3 separate regions of the Homo sapiens genome follow, and all the other regions are linked to region 2. A link is a contact called in ENCODE Hi-C or POLR2A ChIA-PET data. All regions are on one chromosome and are shown on one strand. The core of a region is the stretch at or near the end of the contact, and the rest is flanking DNA. Distances in the headings are between cores, read along the strand shown.

The links. Hi-C counts contacts between places; a loop is a spot of excess contacts on that map. ChIA-PET counts read pairs that join two places held with the same protein, here RNA polymerase II (POLR2A). Pooled maps may share reads with other maps.
Region 1: a pooled map shows a loop between it and region 2 (19-fold over the local background). The contact joins the promoter of CHLSN here to the promoter of PRKAR1B-AS1 in region 2. A Hi-C loop is called at or near these places in 8 of 50 pooled maps. POLR2A ChIA-PET finds 5 or more read pairs at or near these places in 2 of 52 experiments (K562 and activated CD4-positive, alpha-beta T cell).
Region 3: a loop to region 2 is called in a pooled map, with 6 times the contacts of the local background. The contact joins the promoter of ZFAND2A-DT here to the promoter of PRKAR1B-AS1 in region 2. A Hi-C loop is called at or near these places in 5 of 37 single-sample maps with no recorded cell type and 9 of 50 pooled maps.

Annotation. Positions count from the first base shown.
Region 1 is chr7:1,136,943-1,139,715 of GRCh38, forward strand. CHLSN (cholesin) reads right to left here and starts at 1,305. Exons shown (of 5, transcript NM_001318252.2): 1 at 373-1,305. RefSeq lists silencers at 865-914, 925-1,374, 1,575-1,714 and an enhancer at 1,435-1,534.
Region 2 is chr7:601,145-604,094 of GRCh38, forward strand. PRKAR1B-AS1 (PRKAR1B antisense RNA 1) reads left to right here and starts at 1,701. Exons shown (of 2, transcript NR_110054.1): 1 at 1,701-2,153. The region is part of intron 6 of PRKAR1B (protein kinase cAMP-dependent type I regulatory subunit beta); the gene reads right to left. RefSeq lists silencers at 389-498, 1,239-1,298 and enhancers at 2,394-2,443, 2,504-2,950.
Region 3 is chr7:1,159,072-1,161,912 of GRCh38, forward strand. ZFAND2A-DT (ZFAND2A divergent transcript) reads left to right here and starts at 1,303. Exons shown (of 3, transcript NR_110069.1): 1 at 1,303-1,552. It overlaps ZFAND2A (zinc finger AN1-type containing 2A), which reads right to left and starts at 1,125. Exons shown (of 5, transcript NM_182491.4): 1 at 893-1,125. RefSeq lists enhancers at 227-741, 742-1,254, 1,255-1,768, 1,769-2,281 and silencers at 1,064-1,603, 1,614-1,663.

The DNA of each region.
Region 1 (2,773 bases), core at 55-2,554, 540 kb after region 2:
ACTCCCTTAAGATCCCATAGGTACCCAGTCCAAGCCACCACCTCTCACGATGGCTTTTAAACTCCTAAATCAGATGGTGTGTCACCTCCACTCAAAAAACTTCCCAAGCTGTCCCCTTCCACTTGGAGGGAAAGTCAAGGTCCTTGCCACTTGGTAAGGTCCACACGACTGCCCTGGCCCCTCCTCGCATCTCTGGGAACTCACCTCCTCTTTCTCTCTCTGTTCCCAAATTGGCTGCAGCCACACTGGGCTCCCTGCTGTTTCCCCTGCACCTGCTGTTTCCTCGACCTGGAATGTTCTGGTGCCTCACTCCTCCTCCTGCTTCCTTTCCATTCTCAAAACCCCTGTTCTCATCTTCTCCATGGCACTTACCATCACCTGCTCTGTGCACCTTGTTCATCTGTCTCTCCCCTCCAGAATGGAAGTTCACTAGATCACAGACTTGTCTCCACTTGTTGACAGCTGTAGCCCAATGCCCCGAACAGTGCAGGAGGAACCCAATGAACGTTTTTTAAAAATGAATGAATGAATGACGGAAGGAAGGAAACGGAAAGCATGCTTATGATGGAAAGTGAGGCCAAGCGCGTTGGCTCACTCCTGTAATCCCAGCACTTTGGGAGGCCGAGGCAGGAGGATCCATCGCTTGAGCCCAAGAATTCGAGACCAGCCTGGGTAACATGGTGAGACCCCATTTCTACAAAAAACATTTTTAAAAATTATCCGGGTGTGGTGGCGCGCGCATGTGGTCCCAGCTACTTGGGAGGATGAGGCGGGAGGACGGCTTGAGCCCAGGAGGTGGAGGCTGCAGTGAGCTATGATCACGCCATTGCACTCCAGCCTGGGTGGCACAGCGAGACACTGCCTCAAAAATTGAAAAAGAGAAAGTGGGAGCTGAAAGCCTCGGAGGGCAATCAGGGCGTCTTCAGAGAAAGACAATGAAACCAGAGCCACTGCAAGCCCTGACGGCCTGAAACCTAGGAGCCAGCTGAGTCCCTTCCACTCGCCCGCGCTGAGTTAACCCAGAGGCGGGTGCGGGTGTCGGAGCCCGCGCCGGGACGCACCGGCCGCACCGGCCGCACCAGCCTCCCCAGCACCGCGGACCCCAGGGCCGCCGCCCGGTCGCGCCGCGCCGGGCCTCCGCGCACCCACGTGGAGGGGGCGGAGCCCCGCGGGAGCCCGCCCCGGGGCTCTGGGTCTCCTGGCGCCCTGACCCGCCGGCCACCCCGCCGCCGCCCCACGCGCCTACCTGCGCCCACCTGCGCCCACGTCGCCCACCTAAGCGTGAACAGCTGCGTCGCGGACGCCGCCTTCCGGCAGGGACCCGCGCCCCAGGTAAGCGTTAGTCCCGCCTTCAGGAGTGCGGAGCCTCCCATTGGACGAGGTCTGCGTCCGTCTCTCCGCCGGCTAATGGCAAGCGGCGGCAGCACGGGGGGCGGTTCCAGGACCGGGCGCGGGCTACTGACGCCATCTCTAGAGGCCTAGAGTTGCTTGGAGAGGAGCTGGTTGCCAAGGCAACCCGCCCTGCCCAGAACAAGTGCAGATGACTAGGTTTGGGCCCCGCAGGGCTTGGGGGTCTGGGGTGCAAGCTGCCCCGGCCGGGCTGGCGTCCCGGGGTGGGGCCTCCGCCGAGGGTCCAGGGTATGGAGCTCGGCTCGGAGTCGAAATGGATGAGCTACGGCTATTGGGATCAACAGGGCTAGGACTTAAACTTCGTGCTGAATTTAAAAAATCAGGATAGGTGCTAAAAAATACACAGGGTGGGTAGTGTTATAATAATGCTTGTGTCCGGGAGCGGTGACTCACGCCTGTGATCCCAGCATTTTGGGAGGCCCAGGCGGGCGGATCGCTTGAGCTCAGGAGTTCGAGACCCGCCTGGCCAACATGACGAAACCCCGTAACCCCGTCTCTGCTAAAAATACAAAAATTAGCCAGGCGTGGTGGCAGGTGCCTGTAATCCCAGCTACTCGGGAGGCTGAGGCAGGAAAATCGTTTAAGCCCGGGAGGTGGAGGTTGCAGTGAGCCGAGATCGTGCCACTGCACTCCAGCCTGGGCGACAGAATGAGACTCTGTTTTAAAAAATAAAAAATAAATTAAAAAAATAAAAATTAGCCGGGTATGGTGGCACGTGCCTGTAGTTCCTGATACTCTGGACGCTGAGGTGGGAGGATCGCTGGAGCCTGGGAGATGGAGGCTGCAGTGAGCTATGATCAAGGCACTGCACTCCAGCCTGGGCAACAGAGCCAGACCCCGTCTAAAAAAAAAAAAGAAAAAAAAGCATGCTTTCAAGTCACCCAGTAAGTTAAGTGCTTGGCAGCCGTATCAAGTATGATGTACGTTGCCTCAGGAATCCAAAGGTGACAAGCAAAGAAGGTGCACTCTTCCTTACTGGTAGAAGATTGTATTTGGTTCCTTTTTCTGCATAACAAATTAACCCAACATTTAGCAGCCTAAAAGAACATTTATTTTTTCATGGTATCCGCGGTCAGGAAAGTGGGCGTGGCTAAGCTCTGTGCCTTTGCCTCAAGGGTTCACCAAGTTGTGGTCAAGGTGTCCCCCCAGGGTTGTGGTTTCATCGGAAAGCTTATCTGGAATGATCCACTCCCAAGCTCACACACACGGATATTGTAAGGACTCAGTCCTCCAAGGTCATTAGAGAAGGGCCTCAGCCTTGCTGGCTGCTGCCCAAAGGCCACCCTCAGTTCCTTGGTACATGGGCCTTACCACAAGGAAGCTCACAACACTGCAGCTGGCTTGCCTTAGACGGTGCAAGCAC
Region 2 (2,950 bases), core at 451-2,950:
CACTTGGCCAGCGCAGTTAAATACCCACGGCAAACGGCCGTCCCTTCCCGCCACGCAGAATAAAACCAGGGAAAACCGCTAGCCTCAGAAACCCACTCGGACCCTGGGTAGCCGTAGTCCTGCAGCCCCGAACCCAGGGTACATCCATCCCATTGCCCCAGGGAGGCGATTTACAGAAACCAGCAAACAACATGCAGCACCCAGGGTTCACACAGCAGCTGGATGGGGCTGCCTGGGGCTGCCATGCGGCCGTTCCCCCGGGTGCTGTAATAACAGTAATTATTATAATACATATGCCCATAACTCACCCGGGCTACCCAACATGCCACTTTTTCATTCCAGATTCCTTACTGAGCATCCTTTGATTCCCTTAAATGTGGCCTTCACCCACACGGGCCCTGCGGATTTACCCTGCATGCGAAGGGCCTCCCACATCACAGGAGGGCCCCTGCAGGCAGCTCCTGCGCCCGGCCCCGCCCGGCCCCGCCGGGCACTCCCTGACGCCCACCCCTGCCCTGGCTGGAAAATCTGAAGTTGATGGAGGTGCTTGGTGTTCGTGCACAGCCGCCTGGGACTCACGGGACAGCCCCATAAGTCACAGCCGGTTCCCGCAGGGGGCCCGGCCATCCCACGTGAGCCTGTAGCCAGGAAGTGGGCATCCACCCACGGGGCTCAGACATCCTGGCTCTGGAGGGCCGGGTCCAGCAGAGGCCTTAAAGCTGCCTTTGTGCCTGACCCGGGGGGGCTGGGGAGGGGTAGGGACGGGCAGGGGGAGGCGCAGGGACGGGCAGGGGGATGGGGAGGGGGAAGGGGAGGGATTTGCCAGGACAATATATTTGGGGAACTCCAGTTACACGAGGGTGACCTCACTCTTTCCTTTCTCAAAATTGCCTCCCAACGTCCCCGGGCCTGGCGAGAAGCCAGGCAGGACGCCACGACGCGTCGTGTCTGAGAGAAAACCGTCTCCCCTCCACTCAGGCTTCAGCCCCGACCCCACGCTAACTGGGCCAGGGCAGGGGCTGGGCTGGGAGGGGACCCAGTGAGCTCAGGGCTGGAGGAAACGGTCCCTGCTTTGAAGTGGCTCCGGCACCGGCCTCTCCCACCACCCTGTCATGTATGAAGGAGTTACAGACGGCGGCGGGGGGAGGGGGGGTCTGTCCTGCTGGAAGGACGGAGGGAAGGGAGATGCCTCACTGAGTCCAGAGGTCGAGGGGTGGGTGGGGATTCTGCGAGGATGAGGAGGAGGAGGAGGAGGTCCCGCCAAGGTCAGCCGGGGCAGCAACACCTCCCGGCCCCTTTGCCGAGGTCCTGGCCCAGGTGGGGCTCCCGGGAGCCTGGAGGCCAACGGCGGAAAGACAGGGACCTGATCCCTCCAGCAGTCCCAGCCGCCGGCCCCTCACACCCTCACCTCTCCCAGGAAGTCCTCAGCATGCTGCCGGCTGGGGCCTGGCGCTGGGGCAGGAGGGTGGCCACCCGCGCTGAAGATGAGGACAAGCCCGGGGCGTGGGTGGTGGGCGTTTCCTCTGTGGGGTGGACGAGGCTCTTGCGGTGCGTGTGTTGGGGACATGAGACGGGGCGGGGCAGCTGCCAGGCGGCCAATGGCTTCCACACCAGGGGCCAAGAGCAGAACCCCAGGAGGGTTATCTCAGTCTTCCCGGCAGCAGTGAGCTCTGTTCGTTTTTCTGAGTAATATGGAAATGGCACGGCTCAGCCACACAAGGGCCTGGGCAAAGGTCACGGCCAGCAAAGAACACAGCCTGGGTCCTCTGAGTCCCGAGTCCACGCGATCCTGACCCGTCCACCACCCTCCTCGAGACACGACAAGTTAGGCGGGAACATAACCTGGGAGCCCCATGTCGGTTTCAGGCTCCACAAGGGATCTCTGGGTAAAGGGTTTGTCTCTTCCACATCTGTTCATTTAGGAGAAGCAAAGAACATGGAAAGCAGAATTCCTGGGGGTGGCCTCAACCCCAAGCCCTGCCGATGCAAACCGGCACCTTGAAGATGCCTTTGGAATTTAACTGGAAGATTTGAATGACATGGGCAGACACAGAAGAGGGAGAAGCATTCCACAGGGGAGGAAAGGCCTCAGTGGGGACCTATGGAGCTCCCAGGCCCACCGCAGGGAGGCAGGTCCTCGGTCATCTGCGGAGGTCAGTATCTATCAAAGCCCAGCCGCAGATAGATGAGCTGGGCCTGGCGGGGTCTTGTAGGATGTGTAGGAGTTTGTGAGGCAGAGCAGGAATGAAAGCAGAGGGGACAGGAGGGGCAGAACCAGAGTCAGGACATTCATTGGCTAATTTCCTGTTCTTGGTCCCTCTCCCCCATTAAGCCACAACCTCCCCCACACCAGAGCAGGCACCAGGTCCTCCTCGTCACAAGTGCCAGGCATAAAGCAGGCACTCAATAAACATCCAGGAAGGAGACGGCAGGGGAGGAGGCGACATGATGACTCCAGGACCCAGAGTGGAGGTGATGGGGGAGGAGGTGACACCAGGACCCAGAGTGGAGAGGGCAGGGGAGGAGGTGACACGGTGACACCAGGACCCAGAGTGGAGGGGATGGGGGAGGAGGTGACACCAGGATCCAGAGTGGAGAGGGTGGGGGAGGAGGTGACACCAGGACCCAGAGTGGAGGGGATGGGGGAGGAGGTGACACCAGGACCCAGAGTGGAGAGGGCGGGGGAGGAGGTGACATGGTGACACCAGGACCCAGAATGGACAGGGCGGGGGAGGAGGTGACACGGTGACACCAGGACCCAGAGTGTGAACTAGAAGAGGGGCTATAAGTAGTAGCATGAGATTTGGGGCTGGGATAAAGCGGTGGGTCCAGTCAGGAAGCTGCCCATCCCATACCTCCCGCAGAGGTGGCTCTGCCTTCAGCACTGCTGACCACTGGGCAGGCCTGGGCTGCCAGGGTCTCTCTGGGATCAGCCCTGCCCCATCTGCTG
Region 3 (2,841 bases), core at 53-2,552, 560 kb after region 2:
CCATTCCCACCCTCCCCAGTTCCCTCTATGTTACACGCCCGCTACTTAAGGTGCCCATTAGTCCTTTCCCAGCCCTCCTTCGCCCACAGCTTCCAACTACAGATCCGCTGCTTTACTATTAGCTCCCGGTGCCCGACACACAGCAGGCGTTCCGAAATTGTTTTGTTCAAGGAATTCACAAGAGTTTGATGTGAATCCCCAAATGATTTTGTTCTGGACGCACAGCACCCGTCCTAGGAAACCAACACCCTACCCTGGCGGGCCGGGCCCGCAGCAAGAAAACACACATCTACGTGGCTGTCACTCGGCTGGCGGGTTAACGACCCCGTGCGACCCGGTACTACGGCCCCGATGGCAGGCCCGGCCCCCAGCAGACAGCCGGACTCCCAGCAGACAGGCCGGACCCCCAGCAGCCAGACCCCGGCAGGCCCGGTCCCCAGCAGACAGCCGGACCCCCAACAGCCAGACCCCGGCAGGCCCGGTCCCCAGCAGACAGGCCGGACCCCCAACAGCCAGACCCCGGCAGGCCCGGTCCCCAGCAGACAGGCCGGACCCCCAGCAGCCAGACCCCGGCAGGCCCGGTCCCCAGCAGACAGGCCGGACCCCCAGCAGCCAGACCCCGGCAGGCCCGGTCCCCAGCAGACAGCCGGACCCCCAACAGCCAGACCCCGGCAGGCCCGGTCCCCAGCAGACAGGCCGGACCCCCAGCAGCCAGACCCCGGCAGGCCCGGTCCCCAGCAGACAGGCCGGACCCCCAGCAGCCTGACCTCCAGCAAGCAGCCGGACTTTCAGCAGCCGCACTCCTAGCAGACAGGCCGAACCCCCGAGCAACCTGACCTCAAGGCAGGCCCGACCCCCGGCAGACCCTGTCTGCGCAATCCCGGCCCCGTACCTGGCTCTCGTCGGGGACCCAGGCAGCTGAGGTGAGCAGCAGATGGAAGAGACGTAAACTCAGGTGTCCTCCTCCGTAGTCGGCTCCGGGTAGCTAAGCAGAAAGAACCTCGACACTGGCACCGAGACGCCGTCGGAGGCACACCCACACCCACACCGGAACGCAACATCTCGCTGCCCGCGGCCTACGGGGATTTATCCGCAGCCCCCGGATCTGAGAGCCGTCTGGGCCTTGGGGTTTCCGGGCGCGCCCCGACAACGTCACCCGCAGACCGGCCAATCCCGCCAGGCCGCGGCCCAGTGGCGCCGGCGCACACCGAAGACGACACCAGCCATCCGGCCAATCCCGCCCCGCCGCGCCCCGCAGGCCCGCCCACTCCTCGCTTCTCCACTTCCCTTCTCGAAGTGTCCGGTCGCTTCTCGCAGGCGGCGCGCTTGCTGGGTCACAGTGAGGCGGCTCCGCGCAGGCGCAGCCGGGCGGGCGAGGAGCGGGGAAGCTGACTCAGGGCTGCGGCCGGGGTCCTGCGGGGTAGGAGCGCGAGGCCGGCCTGAGGGAGGAGGCCTAGCGACCCATCCGGCGCCTCCCGCCCCGGGCACCCGCCCGCGGCCGCGCATCCTGCGGGCCCCAGGAGGCCTCCATCTCAAAACAACGTGTTTTTAGGTAATTTCAAACTTAGGGAAAAGCTTCAAGAATAATACCGAAAATGTCAGTGTCCCCAGCACCTAGATCCCCCAGTTAAATCCTTTTCCATTTCACCGCGCTGCCCCCCGCCCCCTGGACGGTTATGTGGCCGCGTGGGGTTGGCTCTGCCCAGGGCCGCGGTCACTGCACAGAACGCCCTGCACGTAAGGGGCTCCGCCTGGGTAAGACCCCGCCCAGCTGGGCAGGAGGAGGGCGTGGGCCCAGGACATGGAGACCAGCCTGGGCAACATAGCGAGACCCCATCTCTGCAGAAATAAAATATTAGCCGGACGGTGCACGGTGGCTCAGGCCTGTAATCCCGGCACTTTGGGAGGCCGAGGTGGGAGGATGGCCTGAGGTTAGTGTCTCACATGTCTGTGTGAAGAGACCACCAAACAGGCTTTGTGTGAGCAACAAGGCTGTTTATTTCACCCGGGTGCAGCCCGGCTGAGTCGGAAAAGAGAGTCAGCAAAGGGCGATGGGATTATCATTAGTTCTTACAGGTTTTGGGATAGACGGTGGAGTTAGGAGCAATGTTTTGCAGGCAGGTGGTGGATCTCATAAGGTACATTCTCAAGGGTGGGGAGAATTACAAAGAACCTTCTTAAGGGTAGAGGAGATTACAAAGTACATTGATCAGTTAGGATGGGGCAGAAACAAATTACAAGGGTGGAATGTCATCAGTTAAGGCTGTTTTCACTTCTTTTGTGGATCTTCAGTTGCTTCAGGCCATCTGGATGTATACATGCAGGTCACTGGGGATATGATGGCTTAGCTTGGGCTCAGAGGCCTGACAGGAGTTCAAGACCAGCCTGGTGAACATGACGAAACCCTGTCTCTACAAAAATAAGAAATGAACGCAGCATGGTGGCATGCACCTGCAGTCCCAGCCTCTTGGGAGGTGGAGGCATAAGTCAGCTGTGAATGCGCCCTGCACTAGAGCCTGGGCAGCAGAGCAGACCCTTCCTCAAACCCAAAAAGCGTCGTGCCAACCAGACCAGATGGTCGCCTAATCAATAGAGACCATGCCCAATCAGGTAAGGACAGACACAACCAGGCATGCTTTTTCTTGTTTTGTTTTTTGTTTGTTGTTTTGAGATGGAGTTTCACTCTTGTTGCCCAGGCTGGAGTGCAGTGGTGTGATCTCGGCTCACCGGAACCACCACCTCCTGGGTTCAAGCGATTCTCCTGCCTCAGTCTCCCAAGTAGCTGGGATTACAGGCATGCACCACCAGGCCCGGCTAATTTTGTATTTTTAGTAGAGACGG